2 separate regions of the Mus musculus genome follow, and region 1 is linked to region 2. The links are chromatin loops, found by intact Hi-C in ENCODE. Cell type or tissue: left cerebral cortex. All regions are shown on one strand. Links, peaks and the distances in the headings refer to the core of each region. The heading gives the core; the rest is flanking DNA. Region 1 overlaps Malrd1 (MAM and LDL receptor class A domain containing 1). Region 2 overlaps Malrd1 (MAM and LDL receptor class A domain containing 1).

What was found. A loop is a pair of places that touch in the nucleus more often than their neighbours do. Peaks named below come from ENCODE experiments on the same cell type or tissue, not always from the same donor. Only the 100,000 strongest peaks of a DNase experiment are listed, where the experiment ranks them.
Region 1: it touches region 2 in a loop (8-fold over the local background); 2 of 42 quality-filtered maps call a loop at or near these places.

What each region holds. Positions count from the first base shown.
Region 1 is chr2:16,223,896-16,232,247 of GRCm38, reverse strand. All of the region lies in intron 37 of Malrd1 (MAM and LDL receptor class A domain containing 1), which reads right to left. Among named protein-coding and RNA genes, the nearest start is that of Plxdc2, 130 kb to the left of the region's middle. In left cerebral cortex, for the core only: no CTCF peak of the experiment used is centred there; DNase peaks (open chromatin) are centred at 2,877, 3,040, 3,589 and 4,016; H3K27ac peaks cover 855 bases.
Region 2 is chr2:16,158,768-16,167,119 of GRCm38, reverse strand. All of the region lies in intron 35 of Malrd1 (MAM and LDL receptor class A domain containing 1), which reads right to left. Among named protein-coding and RNA genes, the nearest start is that of Gm37416, 140 kb to the right of the region's middle. In left cerebral cortex, for the core only: no CTCF peak of the experiment used is centred there; DNase peaks (open chromatin) are centred at 2,860 and 3,700; H3K27ac peaks cover 905 bases.

The DNA.
Region 1 (8,352 bases), core at 270-8,269, 65 kb before region 2:
GCTGGTTTTCTGCTTTCCTTCTGCTGTCTCAGGTCCTGCACAATTGGATTGGAACAGATGTTGTGTTCCACTCACCAGTGATCCTAAGAGCTCGTGGAGAGTCCTCTGGGGACTGTGGGGGTGTCAGCCAATTCAGTGCCCAAGGTGACCTGGTGCTGGTGCAGACTGGAAGGGTGGTCTCTCTCTCATTTACCTTCTCCCTTTCTCCCAGCTTTTCTACAATAAAGCTCTAAAACCATAGACAGTCTCTGCTCATCAAGCCCTGCTGTGCAGATTCTTGTCTGTGTGGGAACCTCTCTCCCTCAGCCCTCTCTCCCATAACCCCAATTGCTCAGGGGCCCCCTGTTTTGGGGGCTGCCCCTTGTCTACTCCCCTTCCCCCATCAAGTGGGGTCAGTGGCTTAGATGTCCACCCGGGGCTTACTGGAAAGCATCTGGCAGCCCTCCCATGTCCACCTGCCCAGAGCACAGGAGGAACTCTGGCCAGATGTGGGCTATCCTCTCTCCCCCTCTTTCCTCCTACCACTTTTAGTTCCCATAAGAAGTAATAATAAAAATTGTAGATATTAATAATATACTAATATGAGTATACACTATAAAGCTTAGATTATTCTATGCTGGTATCAGAATGGTTATATCTGGTCAAATAATATCTTAAATGATTGGAAAATTGTTTAAACAAATGTGAGATAGGGAGTAAAAATATAAGGTCATTTTGAAATAATGTAAAATTTCTATTTTGTTTTATAAATTTATCTTATACTCATGAAAAGACTTCATCATAAAATGTTTTACAAATGACCTTTTGATTTGAGGAAAATAAAAAAGGAATGATATTATTTTTATAAATAAGAGTAGTAATTAAGTTGTCAGATGCCAGTGTAACCTCAGGGCAAAATCTGTCACATATGTGACTTTCTGAATTAAATAGTTAAGTGTGAGAACTATATTACTCATACCAAAACATTCAGCTGATTTTCTGTCTTCCTAAAATGCCAATTATTGCTCAGTTCTTTTCATAGATTATGAATGTTTTGTACTTCTATTTTTAAAACTTTCTTCATTAAAATTCTAGCAGTTACAATTCTAATTGAGAATTTAACTTGAAGCTCACCACTGACCACAGGAATGGCTTGGTCAAAGGCCACAGAGGTAAACATCATCTGGAAGTCCTTTAGGTGTTATTTTGGCTTCCATACAATAGAATGAAAGTCAGTCAAGGTTAAAGAAAATTCTTCAGGAACACAAGGATATCAAGGCCTTTTCAATCATCTGCTGGAGTTATTAGATGGTTAAATTTTAGAGAAAGTGCACCATTTATAATATAAAATCTGGTCTTCATTAGCCAAGGAGAAACAGGATAAAAATTAGACCTAATATACATTTGATGGGATGAATCCTCTTGCCAATTGCTAGAGGTATAAATATTGGTATGTGGAAGATTAAACTATTATGATGGTTGGGATTGGTTACAGTAGAAATAGAAAGAAGTCAATGAACCAAATAAAATCATACTTGAGGGCAGTGGTTTCTTTATCCCATGGTACGTTGAGAATGATGGCAGAGGTTACCACTTTTGAATTTGGCCTTGCGAAATGTGTTCACTTTTCATGTTTTATTTTTACAGTGAAAAAAGTATTAAATGGAAGATTTCTGAATTTTTTTTTTTTTTTTGCCCCAGGCTTCAGGAAAACTATTATGTCTGCACTTGATCAGTAAGTACTCCATGGTCACCACCCATCCTATGCCTTGGCCTTACTTATAGAGCCCAGGTCACAAGACTTAATTGTTTTTGTGGTTATTGATGCAGCTGTTGATATTTTGGTTTCTGATTTGTTTTGTTTTGTTTTGTGGCAAATCTTTATGTTCTACTTTTTTTTATTTTTATTTGTATTTTAAAATTACCCTAACAATTTTCCATAAATATTTGTATTTTGTAAGCAAGATACAAGGCATCCAAAAATTATTTTACTGCTTTTTCTGCCCAAAGCTTTGTCAGGAAACAGACTAAAACAATTGAGTCCTAGATGTTTGTAAGTGTCATCTAATTAAGAACAAAATTTAGGCCACACAGGGAAAATTTCCAGGTATCTTAACTAACCCTAATTTGTAACTTGGATTGCTTTTTTTTTTTTTTTTTCAACATAGCATACCTCTTTTAGGAACTCACACAGTAAAGTTAAAAGTAGGACAATACTCAGTCAAATGAAAGGCACTTCAAGAGTTGAGAGGCTTAATGCAGCTAAATGTCAACTAGGGAATACTTAGGCCCCCCAAAGAGCTAAGCTTAATATCTGATTTAAGCCAGGCTATTTCAAAGTGAGAAGAGAAGTTTAAAATGATTTAATTTATAATTTCCCACTTTGTCACTGTTGTAACACCAGTTATATGAAAGGTTAATTTAAGCAACACGAACATTATAACTACATGATTTTACTTTATACTAAAGTATACTAGAAAATGTTGTAAGATGAATATCAAATCTATGATCTTATAAGTTGTATTTCTCAGGAGATAACTAAATAAAAATAATAATATTAACTCCTTTAGAAAAAAAATGTAAAAATCATGCAACTGTAGCCTACATTTTGAGGATATTTTATACATGATAAGATAGTCCAGTTTCATCATTTGACATATAAGAAAATGTCAAATATCAAAATAGTTTCTTTCTCTATTGCCCAGCTTGCCTTCTTCCTGATTTGGGAATGGTCTCAACACTGTTAGCCATGCTATCTATTAAGGCTTATCATCTGCAATCTGCTCTCATTCTTATCTGTCCACACTCCCTGTGTTAAATAAACCCTCTGAACTTCACCAGCCCTCTTCTTAAGCTCTCACAATCTATTCTTACACTGTTCTTTCGTTGTTCTTTTAAAAACACAGACATGATCTTGGCATTTATTTACTTAATACAGTTTCCTGAATTATATTTCCTGGCTGCCATACTCAAATTGGAAAAATAAATTTGCTTGGTAAAACGTTGCCTACACAATGATGTGGCCCCCAAAATAAAAAGAAACTGTGAGGAATGGTGCAGGGTTCTGAGCTGGGAACACTAGGCTATCACCACTGAAGCAAGAGGGAGAACGAATAATGTACTATTGGAAATCAGACACAGCAGTCATCGTATACTGGGGGTGGGGGATCTACCTATAGACTTATCAGACTATAAATATCTAACCTTCCTCTCTCTGGCCTCCCCTCAAATGCCATCAATTAACCCCTCACAATGTAATTGCAGGTGACAGGCATTCCTTAGTGAAATCTACAGGGGTTGGTCTCTAGATAAAAAACAAAACAAAACAAAAAACAAAACCCAAAAAAGACAAAATAACAACAAATCTACCCCATTTGGGACTGGAAAGTAGACCTCTTAGAAGAAACAGAAGATAGTATTTCTTCTTTCCTTCTAAAAATCATATTAAATTGAATTCTCTTTAGTAGGTGTTCAAACCCTTTAATGCCTCTACCACATACATTTTAAAGAGTAATTTATTCAGTTACCTTCCCACATGCTACAACCTGTTGTGCCATTTTGGATCCCACAACTTTCTATATTTTCTTGTCTTCTTTTTTAACTCAACAAGATTTTATCTTCCTTCAGAGCTGAACACAAATGTTACCTCCTCTTTATAGCCCTCTTCATGCATGCAATTGGATTGCCAGCTCCCAAGATTGTACCATTATGAAGACTCGCCTTTGGTACCCCCCCACACACACTTCTCTCCTTAAATTGGGTAGAAGACAAGAACATTTTATAAGCTGGGAGAACATGTTTTCTTTCTTTAGGGACATTTATATTACATCTTTTCTTCCATTGTACAAGAAAGAAAGCTAAAGTTAGAATTAAGGAACAGAATGCTTAACTATCTCTTTAAATAGGGAGAAGCAAAGAGAAAGGGGGAACTAAAAGAGTTCATTTATAGCCCAATCATGTTTTCCTAAACCCTGTTCTCCATTGGAAAGCTAAGTTTGAATAGGCTTATTTGAGAATGACCAAGACAGGCACAGATGCCAGAGGTTTGTCAGGTTTTCCCCCCATGACTTCAGAATGTGGAAATGGCCTTTGTTTCTTATGAGTGAATGCAATTGTGAACTGTTCAAGAGAGAAAAGGTTTCCCAAGAATTATAACCGTGCCCATTGTACCTGTGGCATTCTGGTGGCTAAGGATAACTCATTCATGGGACCTGCACAGACTCACATGAGACTATAGCTACCAAAGGTACTGAATGACTTGAGGCAGAGAATAAGTGAGTTTTTGGTTTTGCTCAGAATAAATATTTATTTCTGGGTCCAGGTTAGGCCTATCTGGTAATCTCAGGCTTGAATGTCAGCTGAATTTCTTCATTCAAAAATTCACATTAGGATACAAAGTGTTTGTGCTGGGAACAGGTATGGCAAAGAAAGTTTAATATAACAGGGATAGATATTTATTTTATAACCTGTGCCACTTATGCAAGAATCTCAAAGAACTGTCAGTATCATTAGTGGGCTAACTACAAACATAGCTGGTCCAGGGAAGGGGTTCCTGAGTGTTCCTGCTTCTTTGGTTATATGAAATGTAAACTGACAGAATTCTCTTCTTGGATTTGGACCTATATTCTATCATTACATTCAACAGCATCAAACAAGTCCTCTTAATGGTAGAGCATCTCTCCAGCCCTGAGAACTTTCAATGAATACTTCTGCATTTGAGTTATGAGATTCGTCTAAGATCACATTCCTACCCAGCAGTTCTTCTGTTGTTGCACATGGTGTTATATGCTGAATGTTTCAAGCCCTCTAATTTACATGCTGAAGCTGTTGCCTTTAAAAAAGAGGGGATTGGGAAATAATTAGGCTTATGTGAGGTCCTTATAATGGAACCTCCTTAAATTAAGTGATTAGGACCTTCTTAGAAGAAGAAGAGATACTTGACTTTCTAATACCAGCCATCTGAGGACACAGGGCATTGGCAGCCATCTTCGAGGAAGACAGAATGGTCTCATGGGAATCTACTGCACTTTGATCTGGGATAATAAGCTTTACGTTTTAGCTAATTAAAATCCTGTAAAATTTTTAGAAATATTTCATATCTAAACTTTTTAACAACTTTCATAGATTTATTTATTTTCACCTATAAATAAATGAGATAAGTTTACTTTCAAATTTTCTTTGTTTATTAAATTTGCACAGTATTTCTGAGTTATGTGCTCTGAGATAACTATTATTAGATTTTTACCAGATTTTCCCAAGTAAAGGTGATACAGTCTAAAATAGAAAAAGAGTGGGTATTATCTGGCTATAGCTAAAGAAAGAGCCAATAACCTATTACATACTTGTGCCTTTTTATCTTGATCTATTGCTACAAATTTGATACTGGTATCTATTTTCTCTTATTGTGAACCACTTTTTAATTATTTCAGGAGACAATTCTCTCCTACCAGCATGTAACTGGGCATCAAATTCAAGTTATCAAGTTTCTGGGGCAAATAATTTTACCTGCTGAGACAGCTCTGCTGTACAAACTATTATTGAAGTCCTGGTGACTACTATCTTGACCAATCCCACTACCATTGGACCTTGGCTGCTCTGTGTGGAAAGTGTATGTCTCAGTCAGGGTTTCTATTCCTGCACAAACATCATGACCAAGAAACAAGTTGGGGAGGGAAGGGTTTATTCAGCTTACACTTACATACTGCTGTTCATCACCAAAGAAAGTCAGGACTGGAACTCAGGTAGGTCAGAAAGCAGGAGCTGATGCAGAGGCCATGGAGGGATGTTTCTTATTGGCTTGCTCAGCTTGCTTTCTCAGAGAACAGAGGACTATCAGCCCAGGGGTGGCACCACCCACAATAGGCCCTGCCCGTTGATCACTAATTGAGAAAATGCCTTACAGCTGGATCTCATGGAGGCATTTCCTCAAGGGAGGCTCCTTTCTCTGTGATAACTCCAGCTGTGTCAAGTTGACACAGAAAACCAGTCAGTATAGTATATATGTTATTGGCATGTCCCAAATCTCACCCATATGTGATTTGACCAGATATAGGAGAGTGACTCAAGATGGTAATCACAAGGTTTTAATTTGGAAAGTTTACTTTGTCCCAGAAGAGAAAGATGTCATCTCTTTATATGTTTGGGGGAAAAACAAATAAATAGCATTCATCTTCTACTGCATAGAGGAGAGAAGAAATATACCTGGAGAGAGAATCACAAAGCTGGAAAGCACAAAGAGGCAGGGCTGAAAGGTAATGAGAAGTTCTACTTGGTCCAGTATTGTTGATACTCCACCTCATTTATTTTTATCCTTGAGCTCCAGCAAACACCCTGGATCTTGCATTAATTCTACATTTTGATTAAGATAGCTAGTTCTGTTTTTTTCCCCTGCAATCAAAATGTTAAGTAGATACTACAAAGTTCATAGAAACCATAACAAACTCCAGGAAATGAAATCTCTAACAGGAACTTGACCATTTTCCTACCCTCAGCATTGTCTGAGTACAGAGTCTTCATATTGTATTTTAAAAGAAATTAATTAAAATTTTCTTTCAAGTTACTGAAGGGTCTCTTGTGCCACAGGTTCGCCTTATAAATTTAATAAAAATCTTAAATCAAGGTTTACCTGTAGAGGGTGATATTTTCTTGTTCAAATTAATTTTTGTGTACACTAGATTTTGGCACTACTTTCAAGTAAGCCATTGTTATTTTACCTAATCATTTTTTTTTTTTTTGGTCAAGATATTTCAGATGACTTTAGGGAAAAAAAAAAAACAAAAACTTGTGAAATTTTATAGGAATATCTTTGGACCTAGGATTTTATTTTACTTTTTGTGGTAGTGGTGGTATCATGTAATAAAGCGTAAGCAATTATCTTTTATCACATGTTGGGTACCATTTATGCATGCAATGTTATGTGCTAGAACATAAATACATGGACTATAATGTGGAAATAGTTGTTATGAAAAATTTAATGAGTTCTATAACAGAACGGTAGAGGACAGTGTCTTGAGTGACTAATATTGACAGGATGAAAGACCATATTGGCATGATACCAAAACCAATTAGTATTGAGTAGCTTATCTCTGCCACTAGTCCAAACCTGCCATGTGGGCAAGGATGACTGGACAAGGAGCTTAAGGGTGTAGTTGGCCTTGGCTCTCCAGCTCTAAGACTGCACAGACTCTCTGCCATACTGGGGTTTTTAATGTGTGTTCTGGGAATCAAGCTTAGGCACCCAAGCTTGTGTGGCAAACATGCTCTGTAAGTTGATACCTAAATTTTTTATTTTTACAAGTGTAATATATAAAATATTAGATATTATAGAGGTTTCTTTTTAATCTAATTTAATTTATAATTTATTTTTTTACACTCCATATTCCATTCCCTGCCCCCATCCACCCTCTATCTGCTCCACATCCCATACCTCCTCCCTACCCCACCCTGTCTCCATATGGATACCCCTACCTCCCACCCCACCTGACCTCTAAACTCCCTGGGTCTCCAGTCTCTTGAAGGTTAGATGCATCATCTCTGAGTGAATACAGACCCAGCATTCCTCTACTGTATGTGTGTTTGGGGCCCTCATATCAGCTGGTGTATGCTGCCTGGTTGGTGGTCCAGTGTTTGAGATCTCAAGGGTCCAGATTATTTGAGACTGCTGGTCTTCCTACAGGATCACCCTTCTCCTCAGCTTCTTTCAGCCTTCCCTAATTCAACAACAGGAGTCAGCAGCTTCTGCCCATTGGTTGGGTTCAAATATTTGCATCTGACTCTTTCAGCTGCTTGTTGGGTCTTCCAGAGGGCTGTCATGAGAAGTCCCTTTTTGTGAGCACTCCATAGCCTCAGTAATAGTGTCAGGTCTTGGGGCCTCCCCTTGAGCTGAATCCCACTTTGGGCCTGTCACTGGACCTTCTTTTCTTTTGGCTTCTCTCCATTTCCATCCCTGTAATTCTTTCAGACAGGAACAATTATGGGTCAGAGATGTAGAGGTTTCTTAATAATTTCATGAGGACTTGGAGTCATGTCTAAATTGTTAAGGTGCCTGTCATGCCAACATGAATATCTGAGTTCAGGTTCCTAATACCCACATAAAATATGGATAGAACATAGATGGATTCCTAGTGCTTGTTGGATAGCCAGCCTATCTGAATTGATGAGACACTACCGTGAGAGATCTTGTCACAAAAATTAGGTGTTGTGGAACAAGCCTTAAATAAAATCAGAAAATGGGCCTATTCATCCAAGGATCATATCTTAATTGGATGTTAGTTATTGTAATTCAAATGGATCATGGGTAGTCAGAGCTATTGAATATTTTTATTCCCTATTAGTGTTGTGAATAGCATCTTCACCTATTATGAAAACAAGCCA
Region 2 (8,352 bases), core at 54-8,053:
CTTCCTGTCTATCTGTCTCAGTATCTCTGTGTCTCTGTCTCTCACACACACAGATGCACATGCATGTACACACACACATACACACACCAAGCAAACAATAACAATCAAAAGCAAAACAGAAATCTAAATAGCACATACAGCTTATGTGTAAGCATATTTGTTCATGTGTGTGTGCATCTGTGCATGGAGGCCAGAGGTCCACACTGTACGTCTGCCTCTATCAAGTTCACCTTTCCTGCTTCTTCCAGCATGTTCTTCAGAGCATTGGCTGACCTGATTCCAGCCCCAGTTCCTAGAGGACTGCATAGCCAAGCTCCTCCCTCACCTTTTCCATTTAGTTTTCTAAGCTACCCCTCTCTAGAAGGCTCAGTGTACCTTTTGCTCTGTTTAGCTTTACCTAATTAACAAGTTGTTTCTGGAACATACTGTGATTTGAGGTATTTTGTATAAATTCTCATCCTGTAGGTCATTGCCTGCCCTTACTATATGATTATCAAATGCTGCTGAAGCAGGCTCTAACCCCAAGTGCCCTCATTCTTCTGTGTATCTCACTGTGCTTCACACACAGAGCATCAGTGAAAGACTACAGGCCAATATTGTGATTTTTTTATTACAAAAAGGAGAATAAGTACTCCTCTCTCGCTCTCTCCCTCTCCCCCCCTCTCTCTCTCTTTCTCTCTCTGTGTGTGTGTGTGTGTGTGTGTGTGTGTGTGTGTGTATGTTATGGTGATTTATTCAGGTAAACTATGAATGGCAGAAATAGTATGTTCCTCTCATTTATCAACACATCTCTTTTTATATCTATAACATATTCCTTCAGCACAGTGAAATATATAACCAATACCAAAGAGATCATTATTGCAAATTACATGCTTATGGAAAAAGGTCTTAAAGCATCATTTTAAATTCCAACAAATGGACATGCACATTGTTATGTAAAGCTTCATTTTCTATTATTGGAGTCTATTTGAGCTAAACAAATCTTTATTCTGACACTAGAACAATGGACGTTAGATTTCTCTGTGTCCACTCAGAAAGGATTAATGCCAATTTTTATTGACATCAAAATGAGAACTTTTCTAGGAAGTGATCAACTGTGTGTTTTAATTTTGTGGTTCCAGATGATAAATTCAAGACCTGTTTTTTTATACTTTTTGTGTGTGAAATTTTATGCCAAGGAGTATGCTCATTTAAACATAGATTGAAATTTAGACTATTAATTAGTTATTATTTCACCTTAAGCTCTAGGGTGTATACTAGTCACACTCTCTCCTCTATTCTGCTAGTGAAAATCAGAAAAATAGATCTCTGATAGAATACAGAGGGAATGTCCTCAATCTCAGAGTTTGCAGATAGAAGATGACAAATTTAGTGCAATGATAAACACAGACCAGTACTTTCAGGTGCTAAGAAGATTCCCAGAGGAGTTTCACAATTAAAGTGCATTGAATTAGTTTTGTCTGTCAACATTTTACTGTTCAGATGGTAAGTTCAAAACATTTTACCTCTCCTTAATCATCAGAGAAATGCAAATCAAAATAACCCTGAGATTCCATCTCACACCAGTCAGAATGGCTAAGATCAAAAATTCAGGTGACAGCAGATGCTGGCGAGGATGTGGAGAAAGAGGAACACTCCTCCATTGTTGGTGGGATTGCAAGCTTGTACAACCACTCTGGAAATCAGTCTGGTGATTCCTCAGAAAATTGGACATAGTACTACCGGAAGATCCCGCAATACCTCTCCTGGGCATATATCCAGAAGATGTCCCAACTGGTAAGAAGGACACATGCTCCACTATGTTCATAGCAGCCTTATTTATAATAGCCAGAAGCTGGAAAGAACCCAGATGCCCCTCAACAGAGGAATGGATACAAAAAATGTGGTACATTTACACAATGGAGTACTACTCAGCTATTAAAAAGAATGAATTTATGAAATTCCTAGGCAAATGGTTGGACCTGGAGGGCATCATCCTGAGTGAGGTAACACAATCACAAAAGAACTCAAATGATATGTACTCACTGATAAGTGGATATTAGCCCAGAAACTTAGTATAGCGAGATATAAGGTACAATTTGCAAAACACATGAAACTGAAGAAGGAAGACCAAAGTGTGGACACTTTGCCCCTTCTTAGAATTGGAAACAATCACCCATGGAAGGAGTTACAGAGACAAAGTTTGGAGCTGAGACAAAAGGATGGACCATGTATAGACTGCCATATTCAGGGATCCATCCCATAATTATCCTCCAAATGATGACACCATTGCATATACTAGCAAGATTTTGCTGAAAGGACCCAGATATAGCTGTCTCTGTGAGACTATGCCGGGGCCTAGCAAACACAGAAATGGATGATCACAGTCAGCTATTGGATGGATCACACAGCCCCCAATGGAGGAGCTAGAGAAACTACCCAAGGAGCTAAAGGGATCTGCAACCCTGTAGGTCAACATTATGAACTAACCAGTACCCCGGAGCTCTTGACTCTAGCTGCATATGTATCAAAAGATGGCCTAGTATGCCATCACTGGAAAGAGAGGCCCATTGGACAGGCAAACTTTATATGCCCCAGTACAGGGGAACGCCAGGGCCAAAAAATGGGAATGGGTGGGTAGGGGAGTGGGGGGGGGCAGGGTGGGGGGGACTTTTGGGATAGCATTGGAAATGTAATTGAGGAAAATACGTAATAAAAAAAAGTTTTACCTCATTTGCTAGGATTTTCTTCTAAGGCTAAGCTCAACCACCTAGCAATAGTACACACAAAGGACTCCACTGTAACATAGCTAAATTCATGCTGGCTGAACAGGAAGAAAAGCTGTGTGTAGGATCAGGAAAGTGTAGGATGGCCTGCCATCCCATAGCTATGAGGAAGCCTGTTTTGGAAAATTGTGAAATTCACTGTAGTGAGTTTTGTTAGATTCATAGACAGTCAGGTCTTTTACTACCTTCATTGGGCTTTCTCCCCAGTTCCATGCACTAGAGCGCCTGGTTACATACATAAACACACACATACCCACACAGGCACATACACATATTCACACACATAGGCATATATACATACAAACAGATACATGCTTGCATAAACACATACACTCACATAGGCACATAAACATGTACATACATACATACTCACACAGGCACATACACACACACACACATATATACAGGCACACATACACACTCACACAGGCACATACACACCTACACACATACATACACAGACACATTCACATACACACATGTATACACAGGCACGCACACACACTCACACAGACATGCACACACACACACTCACACAGGCACATACACATACTCTTACACACATATACACACAGGTATACGTACATATATACAAACACACACATGTGTGCATACACTCAAACAGGCATATGCATGCATACATACACACACTCACACAGGCATGCACAGACATCCACACTCACATCACAGCACTGAAAGGAAAGATGCCATTATCAATCAAATGCACCCATAAAAGCATCCTTGTGCTCATGCTCAGAGAACGTGTAAGAGCTGCACTGACTATGATGAACCACTTCCTATGCAGCTGCCTGAGCGTGGATGAAGGAGCTGTACGAACTCTGATTCCTCCACTATGAACAGCTATCTCTTGTTCTGACTTTTAAAGCAAGCCATTTGGCAGTAGACACTGCTCTAGAAATAACCTACCTCTTTTCTTCTCAGAAGACAGAAATATCTACTCAACTCCCAGATCATAGCAGAAAACTTGGAAATCAGCTAGATCACAAATCCCACTCAGCCATGACCAGTGAGTGCAATCTGTGCCATATCTTTCCTCAGAGAATGTCTTCCCTGAAAGGTGAAAGGTCATGCAGGAGGAACAGACACAAAAGTACCAAAATAATCACGGCCCTGGCATAGAAAACCTGGATGTAATTTAAGTGCCGAGACTACTACAAGCACACAGTGAGTCTGGAGAAGGGCATACAGAAAGGATATGAGGATTAATTACGCTCTTATGTTCGTGATTACTGGTACATAGGATATAACCAGATCCCAGGTCTGGAGTGAGACAGGGAGGATGTTTGGTGGGCTTAGAACAGACTCTTGTTTAACATCAGCAGCATTCTTAAAACAGGTCGTGATTGGCTTGCAGGGCCTGGGATAGAAAGTATGTAATGCTCTCTGACAACAGGGAGAAAGCTGAGGGACAGGTCCATCTTGGGAGAACACATTAAAAGCAGCCAGTTGATTCTGCTTCAGCTGATGTATGTGGTGTGTGTGTGTGTGTGTGTGTGTGTGTGTGTGTGTGTGTGTGTGTTGTAAGCAGTATTGAAAATCTGGCTTGAAAAGTTACTTTTTAAAGTGATAAAACCAGAGCCTGTTAAAATAAAATTGTAAAACTTAAAATGTGCAGTCTCTCTGCCTCACTAAAGCAACTAAGTGACAAATTAAGGTGATCTTTTGAGATCACCAACTGTTCCTTATAGTTCAGTATGTGTCACAGCCATATATACAGTCAAATGCTTTCTCCTTTAAGAAATAGGGCCTTAATAAATTTCCCATTTAAGCTTGTATATTTGCTCTAATAATATTGAAACTTTTCTATGTCAAGTATTGTATTTTCTATTTAAAATGTTACATAGTTTTTCAATATACCACACTAAACACTTAATGTCTGTTTTCAGCGGGCTCCTATAAATTAATAGGGGGAAAATTGACAGGGTGGTCTCTATTGTAGTATAAATAAACAGTGTATATATATATATATATATATATATATACATACATATATATATACATATATGTACATATATACACATACATATATGTATATATACATAAACACACACATACATACATTATATATATATATATGAGATATATTAGTTTTAATTCTAGGATTGAGTTTGTTAAGTTAGTACATACTTTACCTTAAACTTTCACATTGTTTAAAGCACTTTGTCTTTCCAAAAATATCTGTTTTTCTTACTAATGTGTATTCAGTTTCTGAAGGATATTTAAAAGTTTCACGCCCAGAAGCTTTATATACAAAGGCTAGTGTGGATATATTCTGATTAATGGTGGCTATCACTACATTGGTTTTTGTGTGCTTTATTTCAATAGCACAAAAAAAAATAGCAGTTGAGTAGTTTCCTTTACTAACTTTTTAATACAGGATGAACTGCTTTCTGACATATATTAGCCATTTATATATTTTTTCATTGTGATTTTTCATTTCTATGTATTATTTTTTTGTTGCTTGGAAAAAGTAATATGTGGATTATAGCTTTTTAGATAAGATACATTATTCTTGGCTGGTAAAATTTTACTGTTAAATTCTGTTCCTAGTGTCTTTTACTAATTTTCTTCAAGAGTTACTATTTAGGGCAGATTCTTCATTTAATCTTAGCCTAAAGGCTGAGAAGTGATAGGGCAGATACTTATAGCTGCTCATGGCTCTTACACCTGCTTTGAAGCAGATACATTTAAAATTTTACAAACACTTTCATTATTTACCTAAAAGTTTTTGTTTCCCTCTGTATACCTGTGAAAAATGGAAAAGCTATTCATATGCATGGTGTCTGAAATAATTAAAAACAATTTTTATACAGATTTAAAGTTAATTTATTATTTAGTAAACATTTTTCCTAACTAATTCATAGACTGTTCAAATTATTCCTAACCATCCACTTGAAATTTTACTTTTTATGCTAGTTTCATGAACTTATATTGCCTAGAAGTAGATGATTTTGTTCCAAAAATTATTTATCTATTCCATTTCAGGTTCATAGTATTGATTGGAAAGCTCTGAGTTCATAAGTGTCTTTACTAATATCGAAGTAGCCTATAAGTTTATGATCAAATTTCCAGGTAAGCATTTAAGTCTTTCCTTTGTTTAAGACATGATTGCATACACAGAGTGCTAGTGGGATTTGATAAGATGGATGAGCTGATTTTCTATAACCCACTGTTGTAGGGAACTGAATATTGATTGTGTTGGACAGTGGTTTGCACACTTTTTCCCATCTATTTTTGAAGTAATCCCTAAAAGTTCCTTTGTTTGCATTTTTCAACTTTGTGTGGTTAGTTGTGCTGTTGTTTATCAGCTTTGAATAATGTATTAGGATAGTGTTCCTGTTTCTGAGTAGACTCTTCCACAGTTTTCTGGTTCAATTATTAACATTATTTTTGAAAATCTGTCCTACTGTGTGGGGTTTGGCTACTCAGCTTTATGCTGCTGGGAAGTCGTGTTCCTCCAGCCACCTGCCTAGCAGCTCCTTGGATCTACGAATGAAACACACACACACACAAGCTTATTTTTAATATGCCAACTAGCTAAATGATGGATGGGCAGTTCTAATCCTGTACTACCACTCCAGGCCCAATTGGGGAAGTAGCCAGTGGCCATTCACCCAAATTCTTAAATGGCTTGTTGGCTCTCTCCTGCAGCTCTAAATCTGATCTGTCTCCCACTGCATCATGGTGATACTCTGTCTTCTTTTTCCCAGTTCCAAACCCGTGCAACTCTATCTCCCTCTGCCCAACCATTAGCTACTGGCATCATTCTTGGTTAATCAAAAACCAACTGGGGACAAGGACCCTTAGCTTTTGGACACGCATATTCCCTATCGAATCAAAGCAATAGGACTAGTCCCCAACACAGTCCAATCTGGTTCATTTATCTTGTGTCTAGCTACAATGACAAACTCTTTTCTCATTCTATTTAATTTGCGTCAGCTATCTACATCTGCAAAATATTTGTGGCCTTTTTATTGTCGACATGTTTAGCACCTATGTCCTTCTTGTTTGCCCCTTTGGGTAAAATCTCTTCAGTTAATATAATCTAAATGCCTGAAAGATAGTAATTTATTACAGTTTTGCAAAAACCCATCAAATATTAATCTTTAAGTTGAAGGAAAAGATTGTGTGCATTTGGTGTGTGGAACATGATATTTTTATGTATGTGTACATTGTCAAGTGACAAAATCCACCTATTTCATATATACATTACCTAACATGGATACCACATTTATGATGATAACACTTTCATCCACTCTCTTAATTTGTTCAAGAATATAATATATTTTAATGACAGTCACGATGTTTTCCAAGTTTTGAGATAGAAGATGAAGCAAATTGAGAGAGGGCATCTTTGACTCCCACTTTTGGTTAACTTGGTAATTTTTATTTCTTTATAATGCCATCTTTTCCATTTATTGAAATTGGGGAAAGAAAAGTTCAACAACATGGCACCCAATCTTACATGGGCTTCTCCAAATAGACCTCTGGAGAATCCAGTTGTTTTCATGTACAGCACTTTCCTGTAGCTATGATCATATATTTAATCTTTAAGCACATGAACACTGAGCTTCAAAAAATAACAAGAGAGGCAATGGTCTTATATTTTGTTGACTTGTTCAGTATGTCAACTTTTAAAGAAATATACTGTGTCGCTATGGAGATAATTAAGACAATTGTAGATAGACAATTCACTAACTGATTAGAACAGCAACCATGGAGCTAGAACAAACTTCAGAATATTCTTAACTAGTAAAGTCAAATGCAAGCCTACAGAAGTGGAAGTGCTCTTTCTGTTCAAGAGCAGCACACAATTGAAAACAGTAAGTCTTAGCTTGTTTTAGAAATTAGATAAAAACTACACTCACAGGACCTTGCAGTTCTAGAATTAGAGGCCACAGAGTCAAACTCCAAAGAGACAAGAGACCACAGAGTTAAAACGTTATACTCATAGACTCTGCCTCGAAGACCTAGGTTTGAATATGAATAATAATGACATTAAAGCCAATGATTGGTTGGTTGTTTTTTGTTTCAGGAAAAAGTATTTAATGTACCATAAAAATTTAAAGATATAATGCTATTTTATGAATATGAGTGTTTTATCGGTCAGCATGTTTTATACCATATGCCTGTGGATCCTAGGAAATCAACCTAAGTTTACTGGAAAGGCAGCAAACCCTCTTAGCAGCAGAAGCGGTTCTACTATATTATCACTGTCTCAATTTCTTTGACACCCAAATTAGATATAATTTTATCTATCCTATAGGCATATATAAAGATTATATCATACATTCATAGGCATGTCAAAACTCTTATATGTAATTTTCATAATAATACCCCAAATACATATACATATACACATACACACACACACACACACACACACACACACACACACACACACACACACATATTGGATTTTCAAGACAGGGTTTCTCTGTGTAGCCCTGGATGTCCAGGAACTCACTCTGTAGAACAGGCTGGCCTCAAACTCAGAAATCCACCTGCCTCTGCCTCCCAAGTGCTGGGATTAAAGGCATGTGCTACCACTGCCCAGCTATATTTA